Linked DNA regions of Mus musculus: regions 1, 2, 4 and 5 are each linked to region 3. The links are chromatin loops, found by intact Hi-C in ENCODE. Cell type or tissue: left cerebral cortex. All regions are shown on one strand. Region 1 has its middle 9.0 kb from the start of Gm34179. Region 2 overlaps Fbxl17 (F-box and leucine-rich repeat protein 17). Region 3 has its middle 14 kb from the start of Gm34230. Region 4 overlaps Fbxl17 (F-box and leucine-rich repeat protein 17). Region 5 overlaps Fbxl17 (F-box and leucine-rich repeat protein 17).

What was found. A loop is a pair of places that touch in the nucleus more often than their neighbours do. Peaks named below come from ENCODE experiments on the same cell type or tissue, not always from the same donor. Only the 100,000 strongest peaks of a DNase experiment are listed, where the experiment ranks them.
Region 1: a loop joins it to region 3, with 2.4 times the contacts of the local background. A loop is called at or near these places in 2 of 42 quality-filtered maps.
Region 2: it touches region 3 in a loop (2.1-fold over the local background); 3 of 42 quality-filtered maps call a loop at or near these places.
Region 4: it touches region 3 in a loop (9-fold over the local background); 2 of 42 quality-filtered maps call a loop at or near these places.
Region 5: a loop joins it to region 3, with 2.3 times the contacts of the local background. A loop is called at or near these places in 2 of 42 quality-filtered maps.

The regions. Positions count from the first base shown.
Region 1 is chr17:62,945,891-62,950,890 of GRCm38, forward strand. No RefSeq gene overlaps it. Among named protein-coding and RNA genes, the nearest start is that of Gm34179, 9.0 kb to the left of the region's middle. In left cerebral cortex, no CTCF peak of the experiment used is centred here; DNase peaks (open chromatin) are centred at 1,893 and 2,057; H3K27ac peaks cover 912 bases.
Region 2 is chr17:63,072,436-63,077,435 of GRCm38, forward strand. All of the region lies in intron 8 of Fbxl17 (F-box and leucine-rich repeat protein 17), which reads right to left. Among named protein-coding and RNA genes, the nearest start is that of Gm34324, 35 kb to the left of the region's middle. In left cerebral cortex, no CTCF peak of the experiment used is centred here; DNase peaks (open chromatin) are centred at 606, 1,037, 2,948 and 3,837; H3K27ac peaks cover 1,386 bases.
Region 3 is chr17:63,009,758-63,014,757 of GRCm38, forward strand. No RefSeq gene overlaps it. Among named protein-coding and RNA genes, the nearest start is that of Gm34230, 14 kb to the right of the region's middle. In left cerebral cortex, no CTCF peak of the experiment used is centred here; DNase peaks (open chromatin) are centred at 2,617 and 3,435; H3K27ac peaks cover 1,572 bases.
Region 4 is chr17:63,142,905-63,147,904 of GRCm38, forward strand. All of the region lies in intron 7 of Fbxl17 (F-box and leucine-rich repeat protein 17), which reads right to left. Among named protein-coding and RNA genes, the nearest start is that of Gm34324, 110 kb to the left of the region's middle. In left cerebral cortex, no CTCF peak of the experiment used is centred here; DNase peaks (open chromatin) are centred at 2,668, 3,288, 3,496 and 3,760; H3K27ac peaks cover 1,179 bases.
Region 5 is chr17:63,268,076-63,273,075 of GRCm38, forward strand. The region is part of intron 6 of Fbxl17 (F-box and leucine-rich repeat protein 17); the gene reads right to left. It overlaps Gm41607, which reads right to left. Exons shown (of 1, transcript XM_017317745.2): 1 at 3,264-5,000. Among named protein-coding and RNA genes, the nearest start is that of Gm41607, 27 kb to the right of the region's middle. In left cerebral cortex, no CTCF peak of the experiment used is centred here; DNase peaks (open chromatin) are centred at 2,634 and 3,065.

The DNA.
Region 1 (5,000 bases), 64 kb before region 3:
TCCTTCAAACTCCTCCTCCTCCTCTTTTTTCACTGTTTCTATGCATCCTCCTGATGCTTTAAGATTGTGGAATACTTACAAAATGGAGTACTATGCAACTATTGAAAACAATGAATTTATGAAATTTTTAGACAAATAGATAGATCTGGAGGATATCATCTTGAGTGAGGTAACCCAATTATGAAAGAACACACATGATATGCACTTACTGATAAGTGGATATTAGCCCAGAAACTTAGAATATCCAAGATACAATTTGCAAAACACATGAAACTCAAGAAGAAGGAAGACCAAAGTGTGAATACTTCCATTCTTCTTAGAAGGGGAAACAGGATACCCATGGAGGGAGTTACAGAGACAAAGTGCGGAGCAGAGACTGAAGGAATGACCATCCAGAGACTGCCCCACCTGAGGATCCATCCCATAAACACCACCAAACCCAGACACTATTGCGGATGCCAACAAGATTTTGCTGACAAGAGCCTGATATAGCTGTCTCCTGAGAGGCTCTGCCAGTGCCTGGCAAATTCAGAAGTGGATGTTCACAGTCACCCATTGGACAAAGCACAGGGTCCCCAGTGATGGAGCTAGAGAAAGTATCCAAGGAGCTAAAGGGGTTAGCAGTCCTACAGGAGGACCAATAATATGAACTAACCAGTACCCCCAGAACTCCCTGGGACTAAACCACCAATCAAAGAAAACACATGGTGGGACTCATGTCTCTAGCTGAATATGTAGCAGAGGATGGCCTAGTAGGTCATCAATGGGAGCAGAGGCCCTTAGTCTTGGGAAGGTTCTATGCCCGAGTGTAGGGGAATGCCAAGGCCAGGAAGCAGGAGTGGGTGGGTTGGAGAGCAGAGAGGGGGAGGGGATAGGGGATTTTCAGAGAGGAAACTAGGAAAGGGGATAATATTTGAAATGTAATTAAAGAAAATATCTAAAACAAAACAAAACAAACTAAACATGGAATTACAAAAAAAAAAAAATCTACTGTGGTATTTCTTTTAAGTCCTGCTGATCAACTTAAGTGAATGTTTTTTGTTTTTCTCTGAATTCTTATAGCTTTTCTGAATCCCTCCCGTTACATACCAAACTAAATAAATGTGAATAAACTTACTGTAACATCTCTCCCAAACAGCTGTATCTTTGCAACACATGAAAAACTATATCAGGATCCCACCTTTTGTCTTTCTCCAGAATGCCATCCTAGTTCTTCTTTAACATTTCTCCTGCAGTTTGCTGACAGGAGCCTGGTATAGCTGTCCACTAAGAGGCTCTACCAGCACCTGACCAATACAGATGTAGATACTCACAGCCAGCCATCAGAATGAGCCCAGGGATCCCAAAGGAAGAGTTAGGGGAAGGACTGAAGGAGCTGAAGGGGATTGCAACCCCATAGAAAGAACAATATCAACTAACCAGACCCCCTAGAGCTCCCAGTGACTAAATGATCAGCCAAAGAGTACACATGGAGAGACCCATGGCTCCAGCTGCATATGTAGGAGAGGATGGCCTTATCTGGCATCAGTGGGAGGAGAGGTCTTTTGATCCTGTAGAGGCTCCATAGATGCCCCAGCAGAGGGGAATGCTAGAGCAGTAAGGTGGGAGTAGGTGAGTGGGTGGGGGAGCACCCTCATAGAGGCAAAGGGGAGGGGGAAGAGGGATGAGGGCGTTATGGAGGGAAGCAGGGAAGGGAGACAACATTTGAAATGTAAATAAAATAGCCAATTAACAACAACAACAGAAAATACTCCTGTGGGCATGATGAAAAAAATTCCCCAAATGTCCTCATTTCAGTCCTGTACAGCAATATCTCCATGACACCCACTGAACAGGCAGATCCAGAGAGACTAGAGGACAGGAGCCAAAAATGATTAGCAATTCCTGAAATGGATCTTTGGTGAAAGTAATTTGATGGAGGAGGAGGAGGAGGAAGAGAAAGAAGAAGACCAGGAGGAGGAGGAGGAAGAGGAGGAGGAAGCTGGAGCCAGAATTCTTTGGCTTAGAAAAGGAAAGGGCAGGAAATTTTGGCATCTGGTTTCAGAGTATCTAAAAAAAACCCTATTGTGTGAGTGGCAGTGAGCAGCTGCTTCATGTTCCTACTCAGAGGAGGACAGATGCTTTGGGTACTCCAGAGCTGTTAGGAACAGTCTCCAGACTAAAATTGGTGCAATTGTGGAGCAAGGTAATATGTTGCCAATCAGAGGGCAGAGGGATGCATGCCTGTCTACACTGGAGGCTCATGGTGATGCTGACTTTGGAAGACAATGTATTTGAAGGAAATGTTATTGCAGATAAGCCTCACTGAGGATCTTATCTGGTCTGAGGAGACCACTCAGGTGAAGAAGTTGACCTGTTCCGTCATATATGAGCAAGGTTCTTTTTTTAAGAAAGTGTAAGCTAGGGATACCATACACACTCAAGAAAGAAAGGTCACAGACAATGGAGGACATCATGGGTCCGTGTAGTCTTTGAAACTGAAGAGTCAGGCTGCCTCTCTAGGACCGTGACTCCCCAGCTGTGTGGCCCTGGATAGGTTACTAAATGACTCTAAGAATCATATTTCTCATGTGCTTTCTTCACAGGAGTTTTGTGAGTTTTGAACGAGACACAATAAATGTGCGTTTTGTTATTTGCTGGACTGGGAACACCTTGTAGGTACTCTGCTAGGCCTGCTGCCAATCATCCTCTCCTTCACAGAGCCATCGTTGCAAGCCCCGTGTAAAATAAGGCGGTGTGATGACTTTTCGCCAGAGTTACATTCTTTAATTAAAAATGAAAGCCCTGGGTATCAAAGCCCAGCCTGCTGGGTTCTCTTACCTTTCCCAACCACGAGACATTTCCCTGATGTCTGCAGTATGTCTTTGACGTCTGGGATGGAAGACCAATTTGCCTCCACCCCTACGTGGCTCCACCTGTCACCGTTATTATGTGATCTTTATAAAATTAAACTGAGAATGTCCTTATTTTTTTTCTTTATTATGCTTTAAAGCAAAGCTATGAAGCCCACAAATAGAGTCTGATTAAATGAGGGACATCAGAAGGAAGATCCTTGCGTTTAATTCCACGTCTTCAAAACAATTTGCATATCAAGAATATATTTGTGTTTAGTGCTGTGGACTACTTCTTGCTGTCTGATGAACTTACTTACACAGAGAGTTTATTGGTAGCCAGGGGTTGGTACACAGAGCACAGTTTCTTCTGGGCCACTGTTGCCTTCTTCCTCCATCATTTGCCTTCAGAAAAAGTCATTTTTCTCAAGGGTCCCAGGTTTCAAGACTTAAGGCGTGCATTCTTCAGCCTTCTATCTCTAATAGAGATCATCACTTTGGGCTGAGCAGCTGCGCTTGCTTGTCAATACAGACTCCTGGGAAGCTTTCAGGTCTCCATTTGAGAGTGGGTTAAAAAGCTCAGCTTGCTAAGTTTCCCATGCTGTGTGTGTGTGTGTGTGTGTGTGTGTGTGTGTGTGTGTGTGTGTGTGTTTCCGTCTTTAAAGGGAAGTGTGGTGTGGGATCCCAGGAGCAAAGATAATAAAACTTATGTGCTATTCCTGCAAAACAAAGAGTTCAGTACAAAGAGTTATATATAGCTTGATGCAAAATATACTAATAGCTCTCTCTATGCTAATCGGGGAATTTGAAAATCTAACCTGTAGGGTTGAATTTATACGGCTGACTCAGAGAGAGTCATCATAATTGGAATTTCAACAACATGTTTGGATGATAGAAATCAGTGGAGCATGGCAATCTTCAGTCAGAGTTATACATAAAGATCGCATATGGCTCGAATGAGACATGCATGATGTATAAAGAAGTCCTTAGACACTATGAAAAGAGTTTACCACTGTGAAGAGGAAAGAGAGAAGGTTAAATTACTTTGGCTCTAAAAATCACATGTGATGCAAAAGACCCACTGAGCTGGCCATTGTTTGTAGAATACTGAGAGTATGGAGATGATTTCAGGGTTTGCCTGGTGCTCTTAGAAAGAAAAAGCAGTAGTGCTGATGGAAGTTTTAAATAATTCAAGAATGGGGGAAAAAGGTATTGTGTTAGATTTGATAAACATTAGATTCTTTAGCAGAAGATGCTCAAAGTGCCAGCCTTCAAAGTCGGAAGATGGAAGTTGAGTCCCACTGCTACCATTCCTGCCTCTTGGACCTCTGAAAAGCCTTGTGCCTCGTTTAGCTTAATGCCCTCATCTGTAAAGTGAAGAGAAAGATTGAGTACATGAGATGTGAGGGTTTGAAATGATATAGGAGTCTAATTCTTGGCTTGAGCCTAGAAGAGCATCAGCCATGGTCTAATAGTAATGAAGTTAAAGGCAGTAAGAGGAGGATATAGGAAACAAAGCTCAGGTGAATTCTACATGTCTCTATCATCTACCCGTCTATTACCTATCATCTATCTATTTATCTATCTACCACCAATATATTATCCATCTATCATCTATCAATCACCTATCTATTGCCTATCTATCTATCTATCTATCTATCTATCTATTACCAATCTATCTATCCACCAATCTACTATCTATCTATCACCAATTTATTTATATATTACCTATCACTAATCTATCACCAAATCTACTATCTATCTATCTATCTATCTATCTATCTATCTATCTATCCGTCTGTCTGTCTGTCTGTCTGTCTATCTATCTATCCATCGCTAATCTATTTATCCATCACCTATCACTAATCTATGTCTATCATTTATCCATGATTTATCATCTACCCATCCATCTCTATCTATCTATCTATCTATCTATCTATCTATCTATCTATCTATCTATCATCCATCTGTCTTTTAAAAGCAGCTCCTCAGAAGAAATATTTGTTTTGTGATACAAAAAGGAATCTGTCCCTTGTGGGGCAGTGGTGGCTCATTTCTTTAATCCCAGCACTTTGGAGGCAGAGGCAAACAGATCTCTGAGTTTGAGGTCAGCCTGGACAAAAGAGTGAGTTCCAGGACAGCCAGTGTTACAAAGAGAAACCCTGTCTT
Region 2 (5,000 bases), 63 kb after region 3:
AGGCTGGCCTCGAACTCAGAAATCTACCTGCCTCTGTCTCTGCCTCCTAAGTGCTGGGAGAGCATCTTTCTTATTTGGTTATTTATTTCCTTCAGTCTAGATGCTTTTCACCCCTGATCTATGCAATGGTTAAGAGGCAGTGGGTTCTAAATATTTTCAAACTTGTTAGATATGTAGTATGTTTGTAAGCTACATTGTGGAGATTTCAGATGCATGCAGCAACAAAGAGCTGACGAGAACACAGGTGACAAACACAAGATAATCTACCTGCCCACTATCTGATGCATGTGTGAGTCTGTTTTGCCTGACCCCTTTGTGTCTAGGTTCTGGTTTGAAAAACTTAGAACTTTCAGTGTGATGAGGAAGTGGGAAGCCAGCATGCTACCTCAGCAAGTAAGAGCTATGGTTTGTTTGCTTCACATGAGGGTATTATACAAACCATCCCTAGTCTGTAAACCTGGGAATAGAGAGACTGTGGGGCAGGAAGGGGAGACAGAGGAGGTGGGAAGGTTGGTGGAGTGGTGATGGTGAAGAGGGCAAAAAAATGACTCGCAGACAGTGGAGTTGCTGTCTTTTGAATGCAGCTGCCAGGAGGTGGACTCAGTTGGGAACAGGGAGGTGGGCAGTGTGTTTGGAGATACTACATCAGAGCTAATGTGAGCTCAGAAAGCCGTAGGCAAAGAGAAAGCCAGGGAACTGTTCCTAGAGAACTCTTTCTGGAGGTTTGATACTAGGGTGCTAAGAGACAAGGACTGGGGGCTAGGGAGGGGGAGTAAGTCAGGGGAATTGACAGCTGGACTGCTGCTTGGGTCATGGGATCACTCAGGATGTCCTCTTAAAACAAGCCAACAAGCAGTCACACAATACCCAAATTCACAGTATTCAAGCTGTCACTCCCTCTCAGGAGCTGTAAGCTCCAGGGGCTAGGGACTCTTTCTTTATGGCTTTTCCTACCACAGTGACTGCACTATACAGTGAGCCACTCAACAGACATTTGTTGAACAAATGAGTAACATGTATGATAAAATTAGAAGGAGAAGGAACAAGCTCTCTGAAAACTGTATGAACAGCAGAAACGAGAATCTCAGGGGTTCCAGCAGGGTAGGAGCAGGCAGCTCACCGGAGTGCTAGACATCCTAGTGGGCTGGCTTATTTCCTTTCCAACTGCGGGGAGCCCTCGGTCTCATAGACAACGGAAGCCAGGCCTGTGCTTGGGTATGTGTTAGCGAACTGCCATTTACCCTTTCTATGAGTAAATATAAAATCACAGTCCTAGAGCCTAATCCTTTCATATTATTACTGAAGCCAAATCGAAGTTCCAAGGTGAATATTGACCTCGAAGTAATAACACTCTGGGGTGCCTTCAGGCAAACTCAACACAGCTATCTATTGACCCTAACATATTTGGGGGAGCTCTAGACTCCTTCTTCACATCTTGTAGAAAATAAGCTGAGATTTTCGTGACATGTCAGTTCCCTAGTAGAGGTGAGCAAGGTACAAGCAGCTCCTTGCAGCACGCCTGACAAGTTCCCACCAGATGCCGGTCTTTCCCAGGAAGCAAACCCTAGCCTTGCTCTAACTCCCAACTGGTTTTTGATCAGCCCGTCTCTACCCTGCTCACAACAAAGCCAAACACGTACAAAACCAAGGTGGTGTTGAGACCTACAGGCCTTTAGATTTTACCTTCCTCTGTGCTCTTTTACTGAAATAAAAGTCCTGATGACTGAAAACAAATTCTATTATTTTCAAATATTGTTGCATATATCTCAGGAGACTGTTTTTTGTTGTTGTTGTTGTTGTTTTTCTTTTTGGTTTTGTTTTAAGATCTTAGTATCTTATATTCAGACCCTGCTAGGTAGGGCAGGTGGTGAATGTGTCAGGTAAAAGATTCCAAAGTAGGTGTGCACACATAAGAAAGTAGGTGTGCACACATAAGAAAGTAGGTGTGCACACATAAGAAAGTAGGTGTGCACACATAAGAAAGAGCAATAATGGGAACAGAAGCCACATGTATTGAGTGCTCATAGCAAACCTGACTGTGGTAATGACCCTCTGGGCACATGCTGTTAATATCATTGTGTTTCAGATCACTGTCATATGACTCCAAGGCTTGAGATTAAGTTCTGAAAGGCCCCAGAGGTGGCACATTGACAGAAGTCAAAAGCTGGCATTGTGGCATGGTATTTACCAAATCTACCTGTCCCAAGAAGCTCCATACCAGTGGGACAGGAGAGTCGGGTACGCTTGGCATTGGAGGTTCATAGGATGGGAGGAAATGGAGATGAGAGCAGATGGCGGAGATGACACTGAGAGGTAACCTCAGAATTTCAGCTGGTGGGGCTTCTCCCTGTTCGATTACCAGGGATGATCGAGAGAGGGCTGTCAAATGTGCTTTAAAGTGCTCCTATTCGGAAATGACCTGCGGAACTGTCTCATCAGCAAACGAGAAGAGGATGCTGATGCTTCAAGCAAAGGCAGGAGCTCAGAGCTCACAGCCCCCATGCCTCCTGCTACCTGGAACTGCCCCTACCTTTGGGCACACAAGGCTGTGCACTGGCTGGGTAGTGAAAGGTCTCTCAAGACAGAGGCTATATAATTCAGGTCAGTCAGGCCACTCCAGCCTTCACAGAACAGAAAGCAATTTTTTTCAATGTATTTTCTTCAACGGGGCATTAATTTAAAATTTTAAATTTTGGCTAAGGGCGGTCTGAAAACAGCTGTGCATATGTGGGCGGAAGAGGAGCCCGCAGGTACTCACTTTGTTACATGGCTGAATTGCTACCAAAACAGTCCTGGACACAGTGCCCCACAAATTATTTTTCCAGTTAGTTCTGTGTGTTAGTCACACAGCCGTCTGTTATTTTCCCCACAGGCTTTTCCTGCTCACAATTCTTAAACAAGCGACTAAAACCCCAGGTTTTTTTCCCCCCACAGAAATATTTTGGTTGTTGAGGCTTTCTCTTACCATAATTACTTTCTGAGAAAAGCAGTTCAGTGGTCAAATTTTCCTGAATATTTTTACATTAAATTGGGCACACGGAACTTGGCCCTGGCCATCTTGAGGCTGTAAAGCAGGCTTCTGGCTGAGTGGTTTCCATCGCTTGTTTTCCGTATTAGCCATCTCTTTGCCATTACAAGGGATTCTGCGGGAGAACCAGACTTTCTTGCATCCTAGAGAATATACTATAGCTATCCACCTTTACTAAAATAAATGATTTTACTCTTCTAAGAATTTCAGGAACAGTGACACATGAAAACGAAGGTCTTGGGAAGAAAAATTTTTTTATAAGAAATGAATTAATTTGATTACTTTCATGCTGTGGACCAATAATAGTCAGCTTCCACTGGGCCCCTGGCCTGAAGGCAGCTGGGTAATCTATGGGACCCCACAAAGGCGGCTCCCCACCCCCCGCAGTCTCTCTGATCTTTTCTGGGTGGACTCTTCACGCCTGTGTAATTCTAATTTATGTCAACTAGAAATCAAAGAAATTCCAGGAGGCTTTGGTCATAGGACATTGGTATGGACCTTTCACAACCTATTTATGTCTATTCCTTGAGTAACAGGGCTGGCAGAGCCTTCCAGACACCTCTACTGCCCAAGGAGAAGGAGGCAACAGAAGGCAGCTACCTGCTTGACGCGGGGAGGGGAGAAGACAGGCCGAGTGGCCTCAAGTATAAACTGGGGTACATTTTCTCCTAGTTTATAGCTCGGCAGGAACATAAGAACTAGGCATTTGAAGCAGAAGCTCTGCCAAGAGTGGCTCCCTCAATAACGCTCTTTAATGATACCCCAGACGCTGGCATTTTCAAATCAAATGAACAGTGTGTAAAATTAGTTCTGCATGAAGTTAAAAAAAAAAAAAAAAGCAAGAACGTGAAAGGGAGCTTTTAAAAGCTCCAGCATCTCTCCATCCAACTGCTTCTCACAAGGGTTTGGCATTTGAGAATTGCTACGTTTATGATGTTATTCACTGCTCATAATTCAGGCCTGTGTCTCCAAACTTTGGTATTAGCACAAACTACAGAGGTTTCCCAAACCAGCCGGGCCGCCTCTGGCAAGGTCTCCTTTTCCAGCCAATGCCATTCCATGCTGCACCCCGCTTCTCATCAACCTCATTACCCCAAACCTTTTTATTAACCTTCAGCACAGCATTTCCATTTTCCCCACAGCTTTCCCAGGCTTTTTTTTTTTTTTTTTACCCCTTTCAGTTTTGTTCTCTGTCCAAATGAGGAAAATATCATAAGAAACAGATTCGTAGTCTAGAAGTTACTGAAGTCGTGAAAATAATTTCTAAGACCAGAGTCACCACTGACTGTTTATAGTTGTAGAAGCTCGAGTAAACACATTGCTTTTTATTACAGTCCCATCGATCACTTACATATCATTAACTAAATCACTAAATAAACGTGAGTCAAACTGATAGGTGATTTCAGGTCAGCTCTAATTCCCAAGGTCAAGCAAGCCTTTGAACAGTCTCTCAGAATATGAACTCACCCCAATTCATCAAAGCGGTCTCACACTGCGTTCTCTCCTCCTGGTTTTTACAATGCATTAAAGTTTAGGAGATTATGTGTCGTCAGCTTCAAAACCTTTTAACATGCTTATCCATCCAGCCATCAGAAAAGCTGCTCTAACAGAGGCTTCCTAATGCACCTCCTAACTTTACAACTTCGTGGGGGAAGGTTACAGTTGGCGGAAGGCTAGAGAACTCCTCCCTAGGACTCAGCAATGCTGCAGCCAAACAAATTCACTACAAATGTACTTAGACATTGATAATACAAGCACAAGCTTTCTCAGCTGCAAGGAATATGTTTAATGTTTCTCATCTGCAGCTAGCAGGGAGGACAGACAGAGATACTTAGCTTTTTCTACAACAAATCAACATCAGTTAATATTCTTGTAAGCTCTTAGAAGCTCAAGTGAGGGAGAATCTACCAGTTTGGTAAAATATAGCTTCCAAATTAAAAAAGCAGCCCAAATGAAACTTTGATGTGAAAGA
Region 3 (5,000 bases):
TTCTGGATTTCCGTCTTAACAGGCAGAGTTCCCAGGAAGCAGTCTCTGAGGAGGAAGGGTATAAAGGCATGGTCTCAGGACAGATAAAGCGTAGCTGGGGATAAAACGAATCAGCCGTCGCCCATTTCCAGGAAAGCAACCTTGTCCAGCTTTAGCATTATTTCTAGGGAGTCAATGACTGACAGTTAGGGGTTGTCGCCTCCAGAACAAAGGCCTCTCTCCAACAGGGCCATCCAACACTACACATCATAGCATCCTACATAGATTTAAAATGTAGGTTAGGAGTACTCCACAAGATAAGAAGCTATTCATTGTTTTGCCTTAGTCCATAAATAAGTGTGCTTTTGACAAGAACTTTTGGATGTTATTCATTTTTGTTATAAGAATCATCTGGTAACGATTATCTGTCACACCATGAGTTCCAGTGCTGGTTGGACTGCCCCAAATCCTGTTCTTCTCCCAAGCCTCCTAGTCTGTCCTCTAAACCTCCACAGGGGCTGAGAAGTCACATTCCAGGGAAAGAATCCATTAGTTTTGGTACCAAACTGACAGGTTCCACTTACCATTGACTTCGACCCCTATAAAAAAGAGACCATTCTCCAATCTGCATTTGCTGAATATTTTTCTTGACCTTCCCACTCAAGGGTGAGATGCTTTATGCTGCACTCAGACAAAGAGCATCAACCCTGTATCTCTCTGTTCCTGCATCCAGAAATAGGGGAGTTAATCGAAGCAGCTTGCGTGGTTCCTCTGGCTCTAGGGCTCTATGATGCCTCAAGTCTGAAATTTTGGATGAGGAGAAGCAGACATCCTTGTGATTAAAACCAGGCAAGGCAGGGAGACGTCTAAATAAAAGGCTAGCCTGCTAGAATACAAGTGTTATATAGCCCTGCTAATGCACTATGCCGTTGGAAGGAGACATTTGTTCCTTCATCTTCCTCATCTATCCTTGTGGAGACTCTGTAGGGTAGGGAAAGTCAAAGGCTGTAGCTAAAGGTATTAGTAACAGGGGAAAAAGGATTAACAATTGAGTAACACATTCGGGGTCCTCTGAATTGTGTTGGACAAGCAAACAACATTTCATCCTCAAAGTGTCTTTTCCGCCCCCCTCACGTTCCTCTCTCTTTCAATCAGAAACTTAGGATAAGAAATATCAATTATATTTCCCAATTTCTGTTTATTCAAAAAACAATCTCTTATTAAGCTGCTCCATCCTTAGGCATGCGCAAGAATATTTCAAAACATGAAATATTCCAGGAAAGCTAGAACTCTCTGTTCTGGGAATTGCAAGAGCAAATGAGTTTACCAGGAAATCGTAGGCTAAGCGTGGGTACAGTTGGGCAAACACTCGGACACTGGGTGCTGGTTGTCAGCTCGGTTAACAAGTGAGCAAGGCGTCTTCGGTGTACTCACTAGGAAAACAGTTGTTAAGACTTTGATCGTCAATCATGCTCCATTGGGTTGGCCAAACATATATTTTGCACAAATACACATCTGCATAGCGCATTCACAATATTCCTCTCTCTTCCCCTTGGAACTGGAGATGAGACTTTTGGGACAATCTGTCAGGCATGGCAATCAGGTGACTGTTGAAACCTAAAAGGAGACTTAGGAAATGGAATGGCCTCAAGGATCTGGGTACCAGAAAGAAATCTATGATGAAGCAATTTACCAACAACAAAAAAGGAAGGTCAGCCTTTGTTGCATTGTATAGACAGTGGTACACACACACACATACATACACATACACACACACACACACACACACTTATCCCCATGACATAACTGGAGGCATAGTAGAAAGAATTTAAAGAGAAAAACTTGAGAGAGGTAGTAGAGAAGACCCAAAACTTCCCTATTCCCTGGGGAAGGTGAACACTTCTAAGGCATTTAAAAATTGAGGTTGAATTAAACTCCAGGAAATATCTCCTATTGTTGGTAACAATTCCACACTGGCCTACTGGGACAGAGCACATCTTCTTACAAGACATTTTCATTTCTAATTTCTTTAACTCCATGGAAAATCCATCTTGAATTCCCTACAAATCTCTGCGGTGTTTACTAAGTGAAATAACTTAGTGCCCTCAACAGCCTTCACCAACTCACTACCCACTGGTTCCTCCAAATCAATAATAAACACATTAAATACTATTGGTCCCCAAACAGACCCCAAATGCGCCGTGCTATTAACCTCTCTCTATTGCAGGAGACCAACGGACACAGTTTCTTGCTGCTTAGCTGGTTTCATTTAAAAAAAAAAAAATTGCAGCTGACGGCTGCTCTCGCCCAGTTTGAGAAGACAGCCTCCATGTCTGTTCTTTCCTCATCTGCTCTACTTGGCCATCAGGGTGCAGGGCCTAGGGTGATGCCAGCTCCTTTGATGTGGGATGTCTTAGGTTGAGCAGGGGTAGAAAAGTCTATAGAACCACTTAACTGTTCTTGCTGCAAAGCCATTTGCGGTACCATTTTTTAGTTCATTGAGAAATGTCAATGTTCTTTCCAGTCTGGCGGAGGCAGACTTGACCAGGTGTCTCTACACAGAGTGGGTTCTCACAGTTTGGCTGCGCGCGTGTGTCATCAAGCTAAATAAGGAGCCAGTTTAGTCCGCCACCCCCCTTTTGCTTCTGCCGGCCAGACACACTTCCCCATATGACAGTCTTATAAATAGCTGCCGAGCAGCTGGGCCTTCTCTCACCTCCTGACTCTGTCAGCTTCCCCCACCACAAGCCCCTGACAGTCATGCAGCTGGGAGCTCCCCTCTCTCCTCCCTTTCCCACTCTCCATCCTCCACCTCTGGCATGCAACCACCCCCTTGACGGTGCTCAATGTAACCGTTTCAGGATTGGCTCTCCATGAGAGAAAAAGGTCAAGCAGGTTGGGGGCTGGATTTGACCACCAAAGCAAAGCTGTCACCCAATTAAATAAGGAGATAGAAGGTTGGGAGACACTGCAGTCAGACACAAGACAGCCTGTAGTACAGGGGCCAGATGGCTGACCCAACAGAATCTCAGAATCATTCTGGAGTGAGTCGAATATTATAAATATCCATGGCATCTCTCTCTCTCTCTCTCTCTCTCTCTCTCTCTCTCTCTCTCTCTCTCTCTCTCTCTCAGATTTATATATCTGGGGATAGTTGTGGGGCAAATACATGTAATGGAAATGCATTATTATTAACTTTTACAAAATACCAAGAATATGTTCAGAGCTAAAATAAGGATGGGGTTCTGGATAAGAACAATACACAAAAGAGAGAAAGATCTGGTAGCCAATCTTTCATAGGAAGCACACAAAATAGAAATGGTGTTTTCTTCTGGAATTCCTGTTTTGTTCCATGCACCAGACCTTCGGGGTATTCAGAATCAACATCTTTTACAAGAATGCTTTAAGGGCCTACTGCGTGCTAGACACAGGTTGTCCGGGGATATTTCCTGGCCTGTTCTGGTGAGGGACTCAGATAAGTGAGCTATAGATGTCACAGAAGATGCAATATTCAGTCTGCTTTGGGGAAAGAGTTTTGTGGAAGTGTGGGGACAGGGAAGAGGACAACTGGGGTGGCAGGGATAAAAGGACCCTCAGGAGGATGCGCAAGATCTGGGGAGTTGAGGAAACTGAATGGACCCATTGAGACATGGAGCATAGGCTTGAACTGGGCCTGAGAGATCCTGTCAGCACCCCTGTTTCCCACCATGATCATCACCGTACAGTAACATATCTGTTCCCTCTTTCCAGAGGACAACCACAAGCTGGCTTTTGCTCTTAGTTGATTTCTTTGTTTTTAGCATCCTGCCTGACAATGCCCCCACACAACTAAGTAAATTGACTCTTTCTTGAAGGCTTTTTTGAGAATTCCCTGTTATCCAATTTAACCTTCAAAAATTTGGTAAATAAATAATATGATCTGATCCCTTCTTGTGGTGAGTACATGCAGGTCAAATGACTGAGTACCTGGCCAAATGCTATTGAACGGCAGAGATTGTAGATGAAGCCAAGCAGCCTGGTACTTAAGCCTGTGCTTTCCTTCCTTGCATGGTCAGATGACGTCACATGATAAGACCAAGGGGTAGATTGGAAAAGCAAAGTAGTGTAGAAGAGGGGAGACGGAGAAAGTAGTTGGATGTGGGAGATCCTTTTTTCTATTAAATCTCAAGGGGTCCAGATTTCTGGATCCATCACAAGATCCCCTCCACTTCAACTGTTTTGGGAGTGTTTTAGATCATGAATGGGGCTGGCTACTCTGAGCAGGAGTTACCTACTCCATTGAGCTGGCCTTTACAGCTGTGCCCTGATTAGATTCAAACTCGTAGTAGTTATCTCCTCCTCTAGCATCTTGGGAGCAGGTCCCTTCTTCCCTCCAGGATCTTCACAGCTTCCCACTGCCACCCAGACCCCAGGCTCTGATCTTGGGAGATGCTCCAAAATACGACTGGGCAGCTGGCTGAGAGTTCAAAGGTCACCTAGTTCCTATGACAGGAGGGAGCTCTGAGATAGTCCCCTCTTGCCTAAATTGGAAGTGCATGATAAAGCTGATGACTTCCTAGGAACCTTTCCTTATCCTGAATCCACATTTCCGTCTCTGCCTTCACTCCATGCCAGCTGGACAGTACACTATGATGTTTTGAAAGTCAGAATGGCTTCTTCAGTGTGTTTTCTGGCGCACACACACCAAAGCAGGACCTGTGTTCATTGCTCTTCCCACGTTCTCACATTTCATTTTCATAGTCGGTAAGGGTGGATCAAGGTGACCAGCGCTCAGAGGGCAGAAGCACGTGCCTGATGTCACCTGGAGAATGAATGAGTGACCAAGCTGGGATCAGAAACCGAGATCTTTCTGACTGTAGAGTCAAAACACTCAGCCACCGAGAGTATCCTGAAATAATAGTCCATTGTAGTCAATAGGATTCTAAATGTATAACTTTTTCTACTCTAAGAATTTAAAAATGAGATTTATCTTGACAGTCCAACCCATTACCTCAGAGGTTAATTTAAGGCTTTTTTTTCTT
Region 4 (5,000 bases), 130 kb after region 3:
AGAATCCTCATGGTCAAAGCAGCCTGGTGCCTGAATGGAGCCTACGTTCAGTGTGTGGAAAGGAGCTGTTTATGGTTGATGCTGCCCTTTGTCCCTGGGACAGAGATCACCATCATGATGTTCAGATTACTTCATACATAAGAGTTGGTATTTAAGGAAAAACTGGAGGGAAGGCTGGAAATACGGCTTCTCGGTTAAGAGCACTAGCTGTTCTTCCAGAGGACACACATTCAATTCCTAGCTCACACCTCTCTGTAAGTCCATTCCAGAGAAGCTTACATGTTTCTGACTTCCACAGATACTAGGCACATATGCGGTATACAGGCATATATCCAGACATGACATCCATACACATAAATTAAATAAATAATAAAATTTAAAGTAAAAACTAGTATTAATGCATAAAATGCATTTTTTATTGAAGGCACAAAAGTTGCAGAGCTTAGACTCATTGGTTTTTAGGCGTGAACTAAAGTCTCTGGAAATGACCTTGGAGAACTTATTTAAAGATACCCCTGTCCTTTTTACACTGGTAGGAAACTTATAACAAAGGTACAAAACTACTGATTTGCATTAGATCTTGTGTGTGTGTGTGTGTGTGTGTGTGTGTATGAGAGAGAGAGAGAGAGAGAGAGAGAGAGAGACAGAGACACACACACACACAGAGAGAGAGAGAGAGACAGAGAGACAGAGAGGGAGAGATCTCAAACATACTGTGCATAATATTTAAACAGGAAAGGTGTTGTCAGTGGTATTAGAATTCTTGAGTACATTTGCAGTGGTACCTAGAACCTTTAAGAAAGTGAACATGCTTTCAGGGTTTTACTTAAGAACACTAACACTCTGGTACTTAAGAACTAGCAATGTAAGGCGGTAAAGCAAAGAAAAAGAAAAAGAAAAATTACCCCATTAAAGAAAAATAGTGTTGCAAGATGTAAGCATTCGAGCTAGGGAAAGGGTCACTTTTCCCTTGTTCAGCCAAAAAGGTACGTGGAACCGATACCCACGACTAGGAAACGCCAGCAGCAGCCTGTCCAATAGGTGCACAAGACCTCCTTCTACAGAAAAGACATAACAGGGAAGTGGAGGCTGTGTCTCCATAGCAACCTGGGGGGGGGCTGGGGCGAGCCAGGGAGCAGCATGCCACCTGCTAATCAATTAAGAGAACTGTTTGTAAGCTGAAGAAATTCCCAGAGAATCTGAGCAGAGCTGTAGGGTCAGAGAGACAAAAAGCCCGAATTGGAAATCTCTTTCCAATTTAGAGTGTTCATGCTGGCAACACCTATGCAGAAAATACTGCTGTGGTATGCACTGGTCACTTGGCTCTATTTCTTATGGTAAGTCTTTTTTAATGTGATCGCTATGACAGCCATTTATTTAAGTTGCAATGGTAGTTTTCCTCTTCATGTGTGTCCACTTGCAAGACTGGGTAAATTTGGAAGTGAACTTATCTTTCAAACGTTGTACTTTATGCTCTCTCACTGAGGCACTGTTGAACATCAATGTTGATATGTCCGCCTATGCTCTGAAATTTGTTAAATTCTTAGTAGCTCAGAACCTCTGAGTGTTACCTCTCCCTGTGGATACTTCTGTCCTGAGAAGAGATTACCTAACTTGCTGAGTGAGGTCAAAGAGGCTTGTGATTCATTCAGTGTACTAGTTGGTGTTTCTAAACTCTTCCCAGGGGTGAGACCCTCTGAAGCATGCTACCTATCTTTGGCTTCTGGGTACAACCTCCCCTGCACCCATTATGCCCTCTCCCTTGGCAGATACCTTTGTCTTACTTCTCTTGAAGGTATTGGTGGTGGTGGCGCTACACAATGATTCCTATGCAGGTGGACAAGAGATACGCTAAGCAGCCACCATTTTTACAGACCTGCTTATTCCACTTCCTGAGAACACGTTCAAGGAACCAGACATCAGAGCCCCTATTGCTGTTTTATTCTGCCCCTTGACATATACTGCACTAGCAAATCCCATGTGTAAACATGAGGCTGGGTGGCAGGACTATTTACAATGGTAAACTCTTTGTGTTATAAGGTAGAACAGAAACAAGATCACCAGCTTCACACACTCCAAGCATGCTTTTGGCACTGTCTTAACCAGTCAACGGAAGTTTCTCCATATAAAGAAAATCCAGAGGATGAAAATGAAACCATTTAATCACTGAAAGTAACTATGGATTAGCAAAGGATGACGAAAAAAAACTGTTCAATGTTAGCATGGGAAAAATGTTTCTTAAATTAATAAAAAGCCAGCAGAAAGCCAGGATGACAAGTCCTATTATTAAGGAAAAAAATCTATAAGCTCACATATAAACAGAGTAGGGTATCAGTTATTTTTGAGACAAAAAGATTCTGGAATGTACGTGAAACACCCAATAGTCATCTAAGCATAAAGAAGCTAAGAAGCTGAGTCACCGATTGGAGGATAAGGGATGCAAATCAGCCCAGTCTTATTCAATCTATTATGTGCAGCAATTCTCCAAGGGTGGAATAAAGGACTCTGAAGCCAGTGGTACACTGTGATTTTTGTCCTCTGGGAAACTCCACTTAACAGCTCTGAATATCATTAAAAGCCTGTGAGACTCTCATTCAAGGGCTGCTGCTATAGGCAGCCCGGGGAGCTTTTAAAATGCACATGCAGAGAAAGACAGACCAGACTGCAGACTAGTTACAATAGGCAACCAGCGGCCAAATGCTCACATCCTAACCTCCAGCCGCACTTACTGTGTGTCCCATCTAACCATGAGGTGGGCTTTCATCATTCCACCATAACACTTCGTGAAGGCAGAAAGTGTGCTTTCTATCTTGTGGGTTTTGTGTATCTCTTGGCCTGTGGCAGGCGTACAATACAAGCTGAAATGATTTACGTATTTGCCCCCATCAACAGAACCCTACACACCTCTTACTGGCAATACTGAGATTACAGGGGTCACTGGCAGCACTCTGCCTAATGGTGTGCTGACTGACAGAGTAGAAAATCCAATCAAGAAGGCCGGCGTGACCTTTGGGTTGGTGGACAGAGTGAGCACTCACTGTATCAACAAGGTCAAGATCAAAGTGACGGGTGTCCAACCTCCTACTACATGGCCAGAGACCTGAACTCCCCACTCTGTTACCTGCTCGATTTCATCAGCATCACAGGTGAGCCAGGCTTCGGATGCTGGCAAACAAAGAGCCTCACAAACAGCAGTATCCTAGAATGAGGCATGTTTCCCAGGCTGAAGAAATGCACTAGACGGCAGGCTTCTTGTGGATTATGCAAGCCTGCCGATTAGACATGAAAACAACTGCTTTATGGTGAGCTGAAATGAGATTAACATAAGCCGGATGAGTGTTGGGAATGCTGTAAAGAACCCGGTGAAGGGCCATTCAAAAATGATACAGCCAAGCTGCTTTAAAAAAAAAAAAAAAAAAGAGCTCTTGCAAAACAGAGAAGCTGACATCAGCCTGCTTATCAGCAATCAAGAGACAGGGCAGCTCACGCTGAGAAAACCTATGTGGGGAACATGATTCTAGGCACCAAAGACTAGTTTCTGTGATCCCAGAGTGGAAGGGTCATTTGTCACGTTTCTGCCCTTCAGTCACATCGTTGGTACAAATGGTTGTGAGAGTCAGTACATAAGTGATAAGGATAAAAATGAATACACTGTAGATACACATTGAAGTGGTTTTTTTTCCTTTAAAAATAACTCACTTTTAGCCACTCTAAGAGCTCTGTTAATTGCTAAGAGAGACAGACAGTCCGTAGGTGACTAAGGCACTGCAATTTACATCTGCTTAGTGGTGATGTATTAGTCAGCTCTCCAGAGGGCTTCTAACGCAGCTTCCTCCATATGGTACACATATGTTATATTACCCAAACATATCTTCTCAAAAATGGCCATATGCATCTCTTCCTTCATACCTAGAGAATGACAGCCTTCCTTTATTCTTTGTTTGCTGTCTTTCTGTGATGTGTAAATATTTAAGGAAGTAATCATTTTTTTAGATCATTTGAATATAATCCCAGTTATATGCAACATTTTCCTTCTTGGAACAAGAAACTTCTTTTAGATATTAAACGTGCCGAGCCCCAAATTCAAGATAGCATTGTTATACACAATCTGATCAAAGAGAATTGAACATGAGTTTTAGTTCATCACACAAAGCTAAGTTCATAGATATGCTCTAGAAGTAGAGTTGCCCCAATTATGAACGAGTCAGGGACAACCATTATTGGTAATCACTATTATCTATGATATTAACGTCTTGTGGTGGCTACTGGCTACAAGATACTAGAGGACAGAGCCTGCTTCTTCACCGCTCCCCCCCACCCCCCCATTTCAGTAGCATGAGAAAACAAAGCTAGGTCTCTTATGTGCTGTGCTAGGCCAGCAGGCAAGCCCTCTGTCACTGAGTACATTCCCGATCCATCAGGATGTATTTGCCCTATGAGTAAGAGGTTGACAAGGCTGTGGTCACTTGTTTCCAGCTGGAGTTCCGTACCAGTGTCAGTCATTGCAACAGTGGCTCTGACATCGGGATCTGACAGTCTAGTGCTTTCAGTGTCGGCGAGTGAGAGAGTGAGCTACCTGAGTCTTGGTCTCCATCCTCTTAGCTACTGCTTCTTTCCCTTTTAACTTGCAGAACCTCAGCTGAGGCAGATCAGGATCAAGAACCATAAAACCTGGCTTCCATGAACTCCTGCCTTTTGATGGATGTCTTTAAATATTGGCATATACACCTTTTTATCATCGCTTTGCAGCAGGGCGCCGAGAGTTTCTCTCTACCCTTTTCAGATTCTCATCATGTCTTGTAAAGTAATGGGGGAGGGGGTTACCATATTAGAGGGTGTCTCCATTTCTCATATTTTCTATTTTTAAATTAGCAAAATTATATAGAACAATTCCATTCACACACACACACACTCACTTTTCCACTCCCTTGAGCAGCACAGCCTTCAAAAGCAGAATAGTCTCCGTCTACCAATTTGCAGGTACACATGTTCAAGGCCAG
Region 5 (5,000 bases), 260 kb after region 3:
CACCTCCTAATCTTTCTCAAATATTGTCATTCCCTGATGCCTAACCCATCAAAGATCTGAGCCTATGGGGATCACTCATATTCAAACCACCACACTGTCCTAAAGGTGTTTGTTTGAATACATGGCATATATATCAAATTAAAATACTTTGAAGTTATGGTATTTAAGTATAAGTATTTCCTAAATGTGTTGACTTGATTAGCACTGACAGTTTTCATGAGGACAGTGCTAATCTCTAAGAAGTGTACAAAGCTCTTGAAAACCACTGCAGTCTTCAGAAACATTCATTATTAGAAGGTATTTAACAGACTGTCTCTATTACTTACAGTTTTATTTTTCATGCTGAGAAATCCAGAGTCCTTTTCATCACCACATTTAGAAAGAAAAGTCCAGAAAATGAAAAGTCAACAGAGGTGACTTAATCAGGATGTACCATATCACTACAACTGCTTTGGAGCCAGGGAATGAGAAGCAGCTGCCTGTGTTCCTGTCATAGCTATTGAGTAAATCAAACAGAGCTCGTTATGGTAAACCCATTAGGGCACACCGTCCTCAACTGCTAACATCTCAGCACTTCTAACAACAGAGATGTATTGACGTTAACATCACTTAATTAAAACACAGAGCTTGCTTTGGACAGCTTCCTCTACCTCTGGTCCTTATTATGTGCACAGGGGAGCCTGAGAGAATTAAGTCTGACTAGTTCCAGAGTGAGCAAACCATAAACTCCTCCAAACACTGAGATCCAGGCCCAGAGCATTCACCACCCCGTGCCTGCACGTGCAGTGTGGCTTTCCTTTAAGGAAGCACCTTCCTGGAAATAAAACGCAATCCTCAAAGAACGAGTTCAGATATATAAACCCTAGATGTTCCATAATTTTGCTGAAAAAGCAGATAGAGAATGTCTGAAACATTTTATTTAATAAGCTGAATAGCTGAGGTTTCTCAGTAGTGAAAATGCAGCCGCAATTACATAGAAACTCAAACACTTAGACCAAAACTCTCAAAGCGTTAGGACTTCCTCAGTTCCACCACTGAGACCCAGCTCCACTACTGCATGCATGACCTGAGCGCTAAATCAGTGCACTACTCAAGTGTAGCCTGTGACTTGACTGCCATGCAAGAGGCTTCAAGGCACGTCTCCAAACAAGGAGTGCAGGTCTGAGGATTGCAAGTTCACCACATTTTACCTATCCTTATGGTGTCTGAGGTATAACACTGCTCTATAATGGCAGAACAACCCACTTCAGAACGGAACAACTGAAAACCAAAAGCTCCATTTGTGTTCTATGTCCAGTAAGCTTATTCCAAATTAGACACGGAACAGAAGCCATCACTGCCGTCTCTGCCTGTGAGGGTCGCTGGAATGCCTGCTAGCCATCCACTGTTCATCAGCCACCTGATACCACTTTAGTTCCAAAGCACTTGGTCCTCGGCTCTCCCTCCTCCCCTCCCCTTGTTCTTCTCCTCCTCCTCTCCCCATTTACTCCCTTTCTTCTTTTTTTACTCTTTTCTTTGATTCTCAAAACATACTTATTAAACTGTTCTTTGCATCAAAGCAAGACCAGTACAGAAAAACCACAACTGAAATGGAGACTTAGACAGCCAAGTCCCAGTGGATATATCCAGGAAATGCTCACGTGCCTAGGGTTCAGGGAACATGGCAGAAGACAGGAAGGCAAGAGCCAGAGGACCAGGGACTTGGCTGTGATGTCATATCTCCTAGTGATGTCAGAAGTTATACTCATATTCCCACCAACTTACCAGCCAAGCGAGGGTGTCACAGGGAGCACACCAAACCCGACAGAGGCCCAAGCCCTACTGAAAGAACCATAGCAACAGAGTAAAGCAGGGAACAGGAAAGGTGGTCGCTCCTCTCAAGGGAAGAGCACACCAACTGGCTATCCAGGGCGAAATGATCACTCCTAAAAACACATACCACCATATGGACTCAACAGCTAGGAACATGCATGCTTATACAAATACCTATAAGCATGCAATAGCAATTAGTGAAAAGGAGCCCATGGATTTGATGGAGAGTGGAGAGGGGTATATGGGAGAGTTTGGGGGAGGAAAGGGATGGAGAAATGTAATTAAATACTAACCTCCAAAACAAACAACTAAATGAAAACTTGCTTCCTAAACCCTAAGAGAAACTCCCGTCACACTTGCCCATGCCTTTGTGAGTGTAAACTAAGTCATTCAGAGTGCAGCCCTTTCTTCCCTGTCTTCTGTTTACTCATCCCTACATTAAAAGTCAAGTTCCAGCAGCAGGAGAGATGGCTCAGAGGGATTTTGTTCCTGCAGAAGTTACAGGTTCCATTCCCAACTCTCATACAGTGGCTGACAACGTAACTCCAGTTCCAGGAGATTTGACCTTGACCACCTTGTGTACCAGGCACACATGAGATGCACATACATGTACACGCAGGGAAAACACCCCTACAGATAAAATAATCTAAATTTTAAAATATGTAAGTTCTACATCCTACCTTTTAGAGTATAACTCCACTCAAGTTGCCTAAATAACAGGATTTCTTAAATTAAAGGCACACTTTGGGCTTTCATCCTACACAACTTCTGCAGAATCGGAATTTGCCAAATTTCTCCTACAGAAAGACACATTTTCCTCTGGCAGCCTCAGACTTAACTCCATGCCTGCTTTTGCTGTCCTCGTGTGGTGTTAGTGTCTTGCTGCCAGAAGGGTGCACAAATGCATCCTGGGCGCTGCTGAGCTTTTTCTTGATATTCTTATTTGTTTCCACGGGCTTTGGTTTTCACTTAGAATTCCGTGTGTTTAAAAGCCAACATCTTTGTCATTTCCTCCACCAATTTAGTTTTATGCAGCTAAGTTTTAAAGAGATCATTTGGCAAAACATAAAGAGTTACGATTACCACAGAAGCTTCGTGTAAAATCTCTGAAGCTGTTACAACACAATGTTGAAATGAGACAGTTGTTAGACACTCGAATGCAAGCAACAGGCAGAAAAGGACAGTCTCAAGATGCAAACGGCAGAAATGACCCACGGGAGTGTAATAAAGGAATCCTCACTTCAGAAACAGAGGGATCTGCAATGTGCTGCCTGTTTGCTTGCTCTTCCTTGGCATATGTATCCCACGGTGGTGGGTGGAGCCAGAGACTTGTGTATTGCGGGCATTTGAATACTTGCTTCTCAGGCAGTGGTGCTATTTGAGCAGGCTTAGGGTGTGCGGTCTTGCTGGAGAGAGTATGTTCCTAGCTTGCTCTCTCTGCTTTGAGGTTGTGGCTCAAGGTGTGAGGTCTCAGCTTCTGCTCTGGCTGCCATGCCTGCTGCTGCTGACTCCGCCCCACCATCATGCACTCAAACCACCTGGAACTAGACGCCCAAAGAAACTCTTCTATAAGCTGCTTTGTTCATGGTGGGTTTTTTTTTTCTTCTTGCTTTTGTTTTTGTTTTGTTTTTAACAACAGAAAAAGTAACTGACATCCCTATTCACTTAACTTCCAGACTCTGTCAAGAAACAGTAAAGACAGGACTTTTCCTTACAGAGATGAGTATCAAGCAATGGCCAACTAGGAATTCCATCAGGTTGAATTCTGTGGAAATGCAGGGAGATGTGTCTAATCCAGTCAGCATCTGATGAATGCAAGAGAAATTCCCATTGAACTAATGTATTAGTGCCAGTTACTGTATTCCATGGAAAGGAAAACTCATTCCAAAAAGTGGAAAGCAAGATCCTAAGCCCTATTTTCTTCCTTTGTCTTTCTAGTCCTACAAAAAATATTTTTCTACAGCCTGAAACCATGAAGGAAGCCCTACATCTCCATGATCTGGTCTTCCTCTAGACTAGATTGATCTGTATCGCAATCACTAATGAGATATGGTGGTTTGACTGGGAACGGTCCCCACAAGTTTGAATACTTGGTCCCAGGCTGGTGGAACTGTTTAGGAAGGTTTAGAAGGTTTAGCCTTGTTGGAGGAGGTGAGTTGTTAAAGCAGACTTTAAGGTTTTGAAGTCCCAGAAGCCCTATGTCATTCCCAGGTGTCTCTCTCTCTGCCTAGTGTTTGTGATCCTGGCTGCTGTTGCAGCGCCGTGCCTGCCTGCTTCTGTGTTTCCCACCAGGATGGGAACCTATGCAACAGTGGATCACAAATGAAATAAACACGGTACTTAAGTGAGTTGCCTTCATCATGGTTTTGCTCTGTTTTGGTTCTGTTGTTCTTATCTTAGAAACCTGAGGGTCAACACCATTGGTATCTGAGCAATGGTGATATAGGAATAACACCATCCAACTTTAGCAAAATGTATTAAGAATCCCTACTAGAAATCTTGGCTGTTCCCTTTCATGAGAACGGGGAGGCCATCGATTAACAGCTTTGACCAGGATGTGGAAAAATAATTCAGATGAAGATGAAGTAAAGTGATTCTAAAACACTTTCCAGAAGAGGCCTTTACAGAAAGTTGGATACATTCCTACAATACAGACAGCTCAAGATATAACTGTTGGCTCCTAGTTAAAAATGAAAACAGAACTGATGTATCTGGTGTGATGAAAACCACTGGGTGGAGCTTTAATTCTATTAAATGGGAAGAATTCTTTGCTCATTTTTATATTATCTCAGTATTATACAAGGACCAGACAAAGTCATTAGAGAAAAGTAAAATACCTTCAAACTCAAAAATCCCATCATTATTAACCTGTGCTTTAAAAAGTTAAATGTGTAATTATAGGCTCTCTAGGGAAAAACATAACCAATGTGATTATTTTGAAAAATGAATAGTTATTTGTGGGTGCCAGCAATGAGGTTTTAAGGATTATCTCACAGGGGTTAGAGGGAGAGAGCCTGTAAGTATTGCAGGTTGCAGAAGCCAAGTGTGTACCTTGTTTACTACCCAGCAATTGCAATGGGCCTAATTTATACAACAATTACTTAGCAGTAATTCCTTTGAAATGTGTTGTGTGATTAATTGACTGGGTTCCAGGAATGTAATGTTGTTCCCACACTGTTGTTCACTTC